2 separate regions of the Mus musculus genome follow, and region 1 is linked to region 2. The links are chromatin contacts, found by Hi-C or POLR2A ChIA-PET in ENCODE. All regions are on one chromosome and are shown on one strand. Each heading gives the region's core, a stretch centred on a gene start or an enhancer-like site at or near the end of the contact. The rest is flanking DNA. Distances are from core to core; before and after follow the strand shown. Region 1 holds the start of Tuba4a (tubulin, alpha 4A). Region 2 holds the start of Ptprn (protein tyrosine phosphatase, receptor type, N).

Region 1 (6,111 bases), core at 963-3,462, 45 kb before region 2:
CCTTCTGCCAGCATCCATCTTCAGCTTCAAATAAACCAAGAGGCTTCAAAGATCACAAAAACCCAGCCAAGACATTCTTCAAGAGACACTCCACTTTCCTCAAAAGGGGACCCCTCCCCCCCTTGCTCACCGATTACAGTAGGCTCCAGGTCCACAAAGACTGCCCGAGGCACATGTTTTCCAGCTCCAGTTTCACAGAAGAAGGTGGTGAAGGAGTCGTCCCCTCCACCAATGGTCTTATCGCTGGGCATCTGCCCATCAGGCTGAATCCCATGTTCCAGACAGTAGAGCTCCCAGCAGGCATTGCCCATCTGGACACCTGCCTGCCCCACATGGACTGAAATGCACTCGCGCTGAGGGATACAGAGAAGGTCACAGCATAAGTCCTTACCCACAACTACCCACTTCATTCGGTTCTTTCTCACCCTTTTGCCTATTGGCTGAGATTACTCAGTTGGTAAAAGTATGGTAAGGTTGGGACTCATGGTGGTCAGAAGCAGCTGGCAGCCTCTCCAGTCTCCTCAGCACAGGGCTCCCCAGACTGGAGGTAGCCAGCAGGGCAGACCAACCCCTTAGCCTACTTCTCAGTAGAGAATTTACCAAGTGAGAGCTGTATAATCCTGTTACATCCACAGGATACACAGGACAGAGAGGACATGCACACCTGACAGGCAGGGCTTCAGCAATTATAATAAGGGTGCAGGGAGAGAAAGACACAGAGAGGGATAGACACCGAGAGACAGAAGACTTTCCAGTTGCTTCCAGATCGTGCAGCGTCTAGAAATATGTTTTATAGTTTATAGCCAGCAGCTTCCTCCCTGGTTAATCTTTGCCTTGAAAATTCTCACAACCCTCTCCCCTTCTTTCCTGTGGGCAAAGAGGTGTCTCAACCTTCCATCTGGTATCAACTGACCATTCTGGCCTTCAGGATGCTAGAACCTCCACTTTTAAGTTCCATCTGGCCCTGAGGGATCAATCCCATCTGGCTCCTCTCCCCACCTCCACCCTCACACTCTGCGTTGCTTCACCACCTCCATCCTCGCCTCAGCCCACATGGAAATAGCAGCGATAATACGGGTAAACGCTGACGGCAGGGGCAGGCAATACAGGTATACATACTGGAGCCCTGGCAACTTAAGGCTACATCTAGGTGGTCCATAATTTAACCCCTGCAACGCCCAGGTCTATAGAACCTGTGCGCCTCCCTTTTCACAACCAAATGGCGCGTGGGGGCGGGGTGGGGCACGACAATTTCTAAATACCCAGAAAAGGAAGTGGAACCTGCTAGGAGGCCCTTGAGGAAACCCGCCTTGCTGCACAAGCCAGGGGAACGCCATCTGTACCTGGGCCCTACGTCTGCTCTCCCACTGGAGTCTTTCCAGTTACTTCCCAGTTGAAAGCTCGGGTTGGATTTCTGCCCCCGCTCCGGGCTATAAATACAAACCCCTTCATACACCTCTCTCCCTTCCCCCGCCACCTGGCCGAGGCCGGGGCTGTCGATCAGCGCCAGCTGTCTCTGCCTGTTCTCCGAGCACCCGCGAGCACCCGCACTCGGGTAGGAGGGGCCCGCTGGCCTCCCGAGACCGAACCCCATTCCCGCCACCCCTCCTGGCTCAGGAGGGGGTGCTGAGTCATGTGGGGGGTGTAGATGGGAAGAAGGCACACGGAGGAAGACGGGGTGCGGTACCAAGTAACCCCTTAAACCAACCGGCGCCAGGCACGTGTTCGGTCAGTTCCAGGGACTCACTCAGGGGGTATGGGTGGCGGGGGCAGCTGAGCAGGTCTTCTGCTGCCGGAGGAGAGCACTGGGTACGGAACCTCGTGACTCCCCTCAGGAGGGTTGGAACACAGACGCTTGGTAGGGCAGGAGGACACTACAGAAGGGCTCCTCTCTGCTAGTGAAACACCCTCCCTCAGTCCCCAGCTTCTGAAGGTGGACAACACACTAGGTCAAAGTCACCGGGAGAGGTGGGGGAAGTGCAAAACTCTTACATCTCCTGGAAACTCGGAATGCTAAGGAAAGGGTCTTCAGATCTCTAGTGGAAGGTTCCCCCAGAGAAGCGGGACATTTGTTTATAGGACCGGAGAGATCCTGGCGGGGCCTCACTCACCATGATGAGTTTGGGCTGTACGTCTCACGTAGAGTCGGGGTCACGGGTCTCGGTGAGATCTGCGGAGCTGCAGTGCCGCACCGCTCTTATAGGCAGGAGGCGGGACCTGCGCGCTCAGCCCGCCCACCATGGGGCGGGGTGGTTTAAAGACTACATCCCCGTCAGGATAGGTGGCCACCAGGGGAGTGAAACCTAGGCGTATCCCCTCCCCTTGCCGCTCCGGATTCTCTCACCTGTCGGGTTTGGCTTAGAAGCAGCGGCCCATATTCGTTCCTAGTTTTGAGCCGATGTCCCGGATTCCGAAGGTCCGAAGCAGAGACGCAGGGTGCGGTGGCGGAGCGTGTCTCGAATGCACCCGCGTCATGTAGACGCTCATGGTGCAGGTATTCCGATTTAGGGCGGATGAAGCTCAAGCAATCCTTCAAAAGCGGCTGTCCCCGGCCTTCTCCGCTGTCCTCCCAGCGTCGCCTCCCGGGCTCGGGCGGGTTGGGCAGCTGGGACTGGTCGCCCGAGACCCCCTTACAGCAGACCGCCGCCTGCTGGTCCCCGGCCGAGTTGGTAGGCTTTCGCCCACACCTGTAGGAGGCCGAGGACCTAGAACTACAGAGCCTGAGCCCCAGGGTGCCGATCCGGTAGACTATCCCTCAAAGCCGAGCGGCGCAGCCAATCTGTGAGGGCCGACGCGAGAATCTGCCACCTTTCACCGGCCAGGCCACTCGCTGGTCAGAGGCTCCGTCATTAGCGCCGTCACTATTAGTTAGCTCCCCGCCTCGACCACCTACCTGCTGCGGTGGAGCACAGAACCTGGAGCCTCTGGAACAGCATCCGGTCGGCCTTATGCAACCTTGGGCAAGTGACTTAGTGTCACTGAGTTCTTGGCTTGTACAGTCGAAGAGATACCTCCTTTCTACGTTTTATTTCCATTTCGTACTAGGACAGGCCTTTCTAAAAACTATTTCTGCTTTCTCAGACATACATCACCCCCACCGGAAAAAAAATCCCTCAGGAGGAGCCCAGGTGCTGGTTTTCATGGCCATAAAAATTCTGACTCCTAAGGTAGTCATCACTTGAAAAAGATTTCACCAGCATGGGCTTCCATTCTCTTCTTAGGGACAGAGCTGTTTGTCAGCATAACACAAGGCCGAAATATATACAGCAATGGCAGACGTTCTATCAACAAAGTAGCTAGTGGCATTTGACTTAAGAGAAGTCATAGAAAAGAATACAATACATTTCACAAGATCTCTTTCTAGTCCTTGACATCTGGTTAGGAGAATTTCGTTGGGAGAGGCTGAGTGTGTAGTTCGGTTGGTAGCATGCTGTCATCATTTGTGAAGTTCTGGGTTTGATCCCTAGCACCATGGTTGGGAGAGGGTCTCCTCTGTAAAAAGAAAATGGACACGGACATTTGGTTAAGCCGCTTGCAATCATGGGTCATGGTCTGTGCAAAGGAATGAGTCTTGATGATCACAGGACACAGTGGCCACTCTGAAGATCTTCTCGTTTCCTATGAACCCACACGGCACAAGGGATAGAAAAAGATCTGAACAATTAGGCAAAACTCTAAACCTGTTTGGCCTTCAGATTCCGTTCTTTGTAAAACTGAGGTAACCACTTCAGTCTTGAGGTCAGACAGGCACAGGATTGTGTACAAGGCTAGCAGAGCAATGTATAAGGAGCCACCTGAGCCCCCACAGCTTCCACTCACACTTAGTATATGCACAGCACACCTGTATGTGCTGTAGCTTATGAGCCAAGGCAAGGACTATGCTGCGTCCTTCTTTGGGTCCCTGGTTTTTAGTATGGTACTTGGGACATTTGATAAGCATGTATTCATTCAATGAACTGTTGTACTTCAGAGATGGGGCCCTCAGGGAGTTGCAATTGAGCAGCTGATAGACCAAAGTCCCTCTCTGAAATGTTTTATTCTGCTAGGGGGTACGGCGTAGTGGTAGAGAGCTTGCTAGGTATGTACAAGGCCCTGTGTTCAGACCCTAGAACTGCAAAAAGCAAACAAACAGAAGAAGAAAGGTTTTGTTTGGATCTTCATGGTGTTTGGCATAGGAAAAAAAAATCAAGGACTTTGGGGTTGAGGTACCCTCCAAGTCACCTCCATGTCAGAAGAGTCCCTAGGACTCGGAATTTTCACCAGCTTGTGTTCCTGGCTATGGTTGATTGCAGTTATATAGTAATGATGGACAGCTGGGTCCAAAGGAGGGAGGGTCCAGGCAGGGTCTCCGGAAGTTTATGCCTTTTAATCCCCATCAGGGTTCACAGGAAGCATGCTCTTCCTTTAATCATCAGAACATTTCCCTGCAATATGTCTGTCCATGAGTGGGGAGCCAAAGAAGACCCAAGTGAGCATGGAGGGGGTGAATGGCACCCTGAGCTAATGTGTATTTTTGACATGGGTTCAGCCATGTCAGGGACCAACACCCCAGACCAATGGGAGAGCACCAAAGCTTTCTTTGGTCAGGCTAGGAATAGCAAAGCCTTCCTCTGATCCAGGCATGAATGATGATGAATCATAGGCCAAACTAGCAACCATAGCTTCCCCGGATGTGTACAGCCCGAGCCTGCTCCCCTACAGAGCCTAACCACTCTGCCTGTGCTGGACATAATAAAAGCACTCAGGTTCTAGTTCTTTCTGTAGTCAGTCTCCGTCACAGTGCTCATGGTCACCCTGTGTTGTGGATAGCCCTGGGACTAATTATATTTGATGGTAATTCCATTCTCCTCTGAGTGGCTGAGAACAAGGAATGAGTCAGCACTCGGTGACTTCCTGTAAACCTGCTTCCCACCTTAATTTGTAAAATAAAGGAGAGCTGATGTTTGGGCAGATAAAAGAAGGTAGAGAGAGAAGAAGGAGAAAATGGAAGAGGGAGAGGACACTGAAGAGGAGGAGGAAGAAGAAGAAGAAAAGCAGAGAAGCACATGACCTCGAGAAACCGCAAGTTCTAAGGGGTCCCATAGATGTGGAAGATGGTAGTGTAGTGGTAGATCTGCCCAATCTAGGCGCACAGCATGTATTCATATTAATTGAGTTGTGTTTTCATTGCCAGGGCATATTTGGGAGAGATTTACTGCAACACACCTGATTCTAGATTTTCTGTTCCTGTGTGTGTGTGTGTGTGTGTCTGTCTGTCTGTCTGTCTGTCTGTCTGTCTTCATTCACTCGACTGGGTCAGATTTCCATACCTAAGTCTCGGGGACACAGTACCCATGAAAACCCACTGGAGATTTTCTTGGAGGCTTGTGTAAGCACCTCCACCTAGCATTTCCCAACATCTCTGAAGGATAGTGGAAAGTGAGTATTGGCACAAACCATATTGATTACACAGTCTGTGGACAGTGATCCTTCTGTATCCACTCAGTGTTTGCTGAGAACACTGAGAACCAGAGGCCCGGGTGCCAGGTGGAGGTCAGCCTTACAAACAGGCCTGTCTGAGATAGTTGGTCACCTTGGGCTCCTCTGCTCTCTTCTGCAGGCGTATGAAATCTCAGGCGTCAAATCTACCCTAGTACTGGGAGTTCTTCCAGGCCTATGTTCCCATATAACAGCTGTGGTGGGCAGAATAATGCCATGTTCCCCATATTCACTTTCTAACCCCTGTGACTATGCTACTTTATGACTGATGACTTGTTATTATTATTGTTGTTGTTGTTGTTGTTATTGTTAATTGAGATGGGGTCTCCTTGTGTAACCCAGACTGGCCTTGAGCTCACGGTCTTCCTGCTTTAGCCTCCCGAGTGTGCACCAGCACAGGCGGCTGGAGTTTTCATGGTGCAGTGTATCTACTCTGGGATTGTTGAATGTTCATTGCATAAGAACTGTAACATTTCTGGGGGGTTACAGAAAGAACTACATTGCACGCTCACACAGTAGTGAAGGGAAAAACCGTACATGCCCCTCCCCCAACCCCTTCTCTATCTAGCTCTTTTTGTCTCTCTCTCTCTCTCTTTGTGAGACAGGATGTCTGGGGTTACAGGCATATGCCAA
Region 2 (5,420 bases), core at 2,514-5,013:
CTCAATGTGGTTGTTCCTGTGCCCCAGTCTGCAGACCTTGCCATCTCCACCCCACCCCGGCGCCTATAAGGAAGGTCACAGGTCACCAGTTTCAACAGTCTAAGGCAGTTGGGAAAGGCTGCCTACCTGTCCCTTGGATGGGGCTCTGGGGGGCGAAGCCTGGGGATGCGTTCCATCTCCTGGGAGATCACATGCTGGGTAAGGTCATCATGCCAGGACAAGCCTGAAAGGAGGAAGGGTAGGGCAGAGTTGACTCGAGAGCTAGTTACAGCCAGGAGTATATCCCATTCCCTACATTGAGTTGTGATGGGCAGAGTTGGGGTGGGACGAGGAAGTGCCAGGGATTGGAGACACAGTGGGCGAGCTGAGCTGACTTTCTACCTCTACCCTCAGCTACGACTTTTGGAGTCAAGCTACCTGCGCTGGAATCCAGCTTTGGTTCCTAAAGAACTGGGGAATTTAGGCAAGTTGTTAAGCCTCCATTCCTTCATCTCAGTTCTCTCTGGACCTTAACTCTCTCATCTGGGGATACGTGCCTCCTAAGATTGTTGTGATAATTAAAAGGACATATCGTGGAAAATAGTTCTGTGACATGGAGAACTCTTAACAAATGCCACTGGCCCTGTCATAATTGTGGGTCTCCATTCTGAGCCTGGGTCTTGTGTGGAGTGGGAACAATACATATTCTGTAGGCTTCCGTAGAGATAAAGTATGGTCAGGAATATGAAATCTTCCATATGCCTGTTTCAAACACCTGGACCATCCTCCCCACGGCCATCCTCCTCATGTCCTCCCTGCAGCAGCATGGAGCATGTTGATCCTGTTTGACTCATTACCCATGAAGCTCTGCTCTCAGAAGAGATCTCTCATCCCTTCTAGAGGGACCTCACCTCATTCTCCTCCATTCTTCCTTCTGTGGGTTTATTTATGTAGAGTCAGGGTCTCATTAGCACAGGATGACCTGAAACTCAAGGGGATTCTTCTGCCTCAGTCCCCTGAGTGCTAGGATCACAGTTGCCTGGCACTATGCCCAGATCCTGCTCTGGATTCATAATCTGGGTTACTCATGACTCATGTCTTGGGACCTGCAAACATCTATTCCATGCATTAGAACTGTCTGTGCTCCTGCTACAGTTAACTCCTCCAAGGGACCATTTGTTGCAGTAAACTTCTTAAGACATACATAGAAGCTGAATGCAGAGGTACATGCCTGTAGTCCTGTTCATGGAAGGCTAAAGCAAAAGAATCGCCTGGACGATATAATAAATTTGGAGCTAGCCTGGGCTACACAGTGAGAGCTTGTTTCAAAACAAACAAGCAAGCGAAATTCCAACAAACCTAAAAAATAATTTCCAGCAACCTCCCCTGCAGGCTTTCTGTGTGCAACTCCAGAGAACCCCATCTCTGGGATCCTATCATTGTGTTTATTTGCCCCCTTATCTAGAAAAATCTAAGAAGGTGGGGCTTCGTGAATGGATATAATGATTAATTTGTATGAATAGAAAGCTTTGGGTAAGGTGGCCCTTTACTTCCCACCCACACCAACTTCCAATCTCTGCGTTCCAATGCAACCAGACCTCACCTTGGGACATGAGTTGCCGGAGCACACCTTGTAGGCGCTGGAGAACTGGGGAAGTGACTTGTAAGAGGGGCCGTGCCTGCCCCACTCCTGCCTGGCACTGTCCAAACAAGCCATCTAAAAGCACAAAGGTCTTGTTGTCAGGGCTTTTGCAGGAAGCTTCCCAAAGCCCAGGCTGCAGAGGGACAGGGCTCTCTCCACCTCCTCTAGCTTTAGAGTTGTGCTTCTCTGCTCTCCTCACAGCTGACCTCTCCCTCCCCATTTTTGTCTTTGGAATCCTATGCCAGGGCCCTACTCACCCTGAATACAGACTTCCAGATGCGAACAAAGTCTGCGGTCAAACAGACAGCCTGTGAAAGAGAAGATTCTCAGAACACAGAACACAGAGGACAGTCAGATGGTTTAGAAACAGGAAGGAGATATGGCCCCATTGCTTCTTTCTAAGGAAGGCTTTAAGTCGGGAGGACAGTAGGGAAGAAGCCTAGAACTAACTAACTCTCTCTCTCTCTCTCTCTCTCTCTCTCTCTCTCCCTGGCATATATATTCATACAAATTTATATATGTGCATGTGGCCAGAGGTCAATGTTGGGTATCTTCCACATTTTGTATTTTCAAGACTGGGTACCTCACTGAACCTAGTGTTCACTCAGCACACGCAAGGGATTTGACTCTCTTACTTTCCAGCACTGGGGTTAGACATCAGTCACTACGCATGGATTTTCATATGGGTGCTGAAGATCCAAATTCAGGCCCTCATGCTTGTATGACAAGCACCCTACTGACTGAGTCATCTCTCAAGCCCCAAGGCCAAGAATTATTGAGGAAGTATGGGGTCTAGCTTTGGGGTCTGAAGATCTTAGTTTCAGTCTTTAATGACTCAATTTGCCTAAGTGGGAATTGGAATGTGGGAGGAAGGGAGGGTAAATTATGTAGCATTGTGGGAGAGTTCGTGGCCAAATTCAAAAGGAAACGGTGGTTCCCCAAATCTCTCAAAGCATCCCAATTCTAGTGGCGTGGAACTAGAGGAGGAAGCTCCAGCACTCCCTCCCACCCCCCCACCCCCACCCCCGCGTGGTAGGGAAGGGATGCCGGTGCTTGATTCTGGGGCAGCCTGTCCCAGGCAGAGTTGATGGCGCTGTCCATGGTTCTGAACCTAGGAGCTAATGGCACGTCGGGAAAGGAGACGTTTACCAAGGGAAGGGTGGCAGGACAAGGAGTGGCTCATCCTTCCGCTCTGTCTTGTTAACTCTTGGCCTCACAGGAAGTACCGTGCACTGGCCCCCAAGCCAAGGTGGGAAAAGAGGGAGCCAGATGGAGAGGCTGCGCCCCTTCCCCCCACCGCCACCTTCCCACCCCCATCCCGGGCCCATGAGTCAGCGCTGACTATATCCGCTTAGATGTGAGTCAGCACCAGGCCCGGCTGTGGGAAAGGGGACAAGAAGAGGACCCTCCCCTTTTACTCCTCTTCCGTTCCCTCCCCTTGCGTGTTCCCCTTCTTATAGCCGACCAACTCGAGCAAATGGCCTCTCTAGACTTAAAAGATAAATCCTGCTCTGTCTCTAGCCAGTCCTACAGGGAAGCTGGAGTCGGGTAACAGTGGAGAGGCTCCTGCCACCGGTGGTCGCCCATTCCTCTTTCTCGGCTTCCGATTCTCCATCTCGGGTCTCCACCCCGATGCCTCTGGCTTCTCCCACGGTCCTGTAGTCCCTCTAAATCTCTCAACTCGCGTGCACCCCCGCTCCTCCTCCTGTACCTAGTCTTCCCTGGAGCCCACTTTTCCAGGTCCCGCCTGCGAATCCCGGCTCCACCTCCCAGCCTACGCCCCTTTCCTCACCTCCATCTCCCTTCATCTCACTTCATGTCCTCTCATCTTCCTCACCCTACAAACACCCCCCCCCCCGCCGCCTTCCAACATTTATCCTACCCGAGCTTCTTGCTTTTGCGACGCTTCCCCCCGCCCCCATCAAGTTTTCTCCTGACCGTGGGCACTGATGGCGCTGCAGCCCCCGGGGCGGCCGCTCAGCAACAGCAGGCAGACCAGCAGCCGGAGGCCCCCGGAGCCCCCGGAGCCCCCGGAGCCCCCGGGCCGCCGCGGGCGCCTCATCCTTCCCGGCTCTGAGCTCTCTCTCCGGCCAGAGTCTCGGCGACGTTGGTGGGAGTCAGCCCAGGAGCCTAGGCGGAGTCTGCCACTCCCCACCCACCTCCAAGGCGGGGTCTAGTTGCCCCTCTTGAGGCGACCCGGCCAACTGCAGGCGTGCAATGACGACATCTCCACCCCCGGCTCTTATGCCTATTTGCGTCATACTGGCGTAAGAGCCCCCTCTTAGCCGGGGACCTACTCAACCTAAGCCTCCTCCACCATATAGTAGGTTCCTCCCTAGAATTCCCACTGGGTCCACCCACTCCTGACCTGTATTTTTCAGGTCCACCGCCTCTGTCTCCCTGGCTCAGGTTTGGTGAGAAGGACTCAAGTACTATAGGGAACAGGAAAGATACGTGGGCCAGGGAGTATAAACCGTGATACAAGAAGCTTAAGAGATCAGAACAGGAACTCTTACCATGGTTCCATTATCGCTACTGGCGTCTTCCTGAAAAATCAGAGATGGTTAGGCACTCGCACTGGGATAGCAAGGGATGAGCTAGTTGCTTACTCTTGTCTGAAGAAGCCAAAAAGCACCTGCCCCACAGGGTAGTGGTGAGAATTTATGTAATTAGACACTGCAGCAAGACCTGGACCTGCATATCGCAAACACTCCTACGCATTAACTTCGTTTCCTCTTGCAATCTACTCATCTGACTCTTGAAACGGTTACCTTCTTTAGTATTTGCTTTTCGCTTAGTTGGTACAAAGCAATCATACACAAATGTACACAGTGACAGTCAGTACATGTACACGGATGTATGCAATGTGTAATGACCAGATCCACATACCTGGCGTATCTATTACTTCAGACCTTTATAGTTTCTTTGTGTTGGGAATACTTAGCATCTTCTCTGTCAGCTCATTTGAATTAGCCCAGAAATCGTCGCCGCCTGTAGATATCCTGCTGTGCTTCCGAACATCAGCCTTGCTGCTTGCCCAGCTGCACTTGGTGAGTACTGCCATTTGTTATTAGCTCTGGCTGTCCCTTAGCTTCCTGTCTCAAGCTTATTGACGATCTTATGATTTCTACATAAGGTACACGCCACATCAAACCACCCCTCCCCCCCCCCAGCCTTATCACAGTAATTTCCTCAGTGGCTTTTTAATATTCTTAGTTATCCAGTAAGCTACAGAGTTTTCTAAAGTTCAAATTAATTGCATTATCCTTTTGCTTTCTAGTCGTTGTTTCTTTTTGTTTTGTTTTTAAGACAATATGGGTCAGGTGAGATAGCTCAGCAGGTACACATTCACTATCCGAACCCGATGACCTGAGTTTGATTCTTTGAATCCATATAAAGACAGAAGAGAATCAACTCTATGATGTTGTCTTCTGCTCTCTCTCTCTCTCTCTCTCTCTCTCTCTCACACACACACACACACACACAGAGAGAGAGAGAGGCCTTTATAAAGCGAATTAAAAAACCAAAATGGTTTAGTGAAAAAAAACCACTTATCTAGACTTCACAGTTATTGACATTTGGGGTGTGTTTGCTTCCTTTTAATATTTATGGTAGACATTATGAAATTCCTCATAAATATTTCAATATGCATCTCTAGGAAATAGGAACACTTTTCTACAATAATATCACTTAGAACTCAATTCATATTCAACTGTCTCAAACTATTTCCAAAACGTCTTTTTGGCTATTTGTTCAAATATGAGTCAACCAAGGATCACTGTTGCATTTAATTCTTTTC

What was found. Hi-C counts contacts between places; a loop is a spot of excess contacts on that map. ChIA-PET counts read pairs that join two places held with the same protein, here RNA polymerase II (POLR2A).
Region 1: a loop to region 2 is called in a map of left cerebral cortex, with 4 times the contacts of the local background. The contact joins the promoter of Tuba4a here to the promoter of Ptprn in region 2. A Hi-C loop is called at or near these places in 3 of 37 maps with a recorded cell type or tissue (all left cerebral cortex). POLR2A ChIA-PET finds 5 or more read pairs at or near these places in 4 of 5 experiments (Patski and embryonic stem cell).

What each region holds. Positions count from the first base shown.
Region 1 is chr1:75,217,082-75,223,192 of GRCm38, forward strand. Tuba4a (tubulin, alpha 4A) reads right to left here and starts at 2,213. Exons shown (of 4, transcript NM_009447.4): 1 at 2,112-2,213; 2 at 131-353. The coding sequence starts at 2,114. A630095N17Rik (RIKEN cDNA A630095N17 gene) reads right to left here. Exons shown (of 3, transcript NM_001243090.1): 3 at 3,014-3,492. The coding sequence ends at 3,379.
Region 2 is chr1:75,260,445-75,265,864 of GRCm38, forward strand. It overlaps Ptprn (protein tyrosine phosphatase, receptor type, N), which reads right to left and starts at 3,764. Exons shown (of 23, transcript NM_008985.3): 1 at 3,560-3,764; 2 at 1,879-1,929; 3 at 1,583-1,696; 4 at 127-223. The coding sequence starts at 3,683.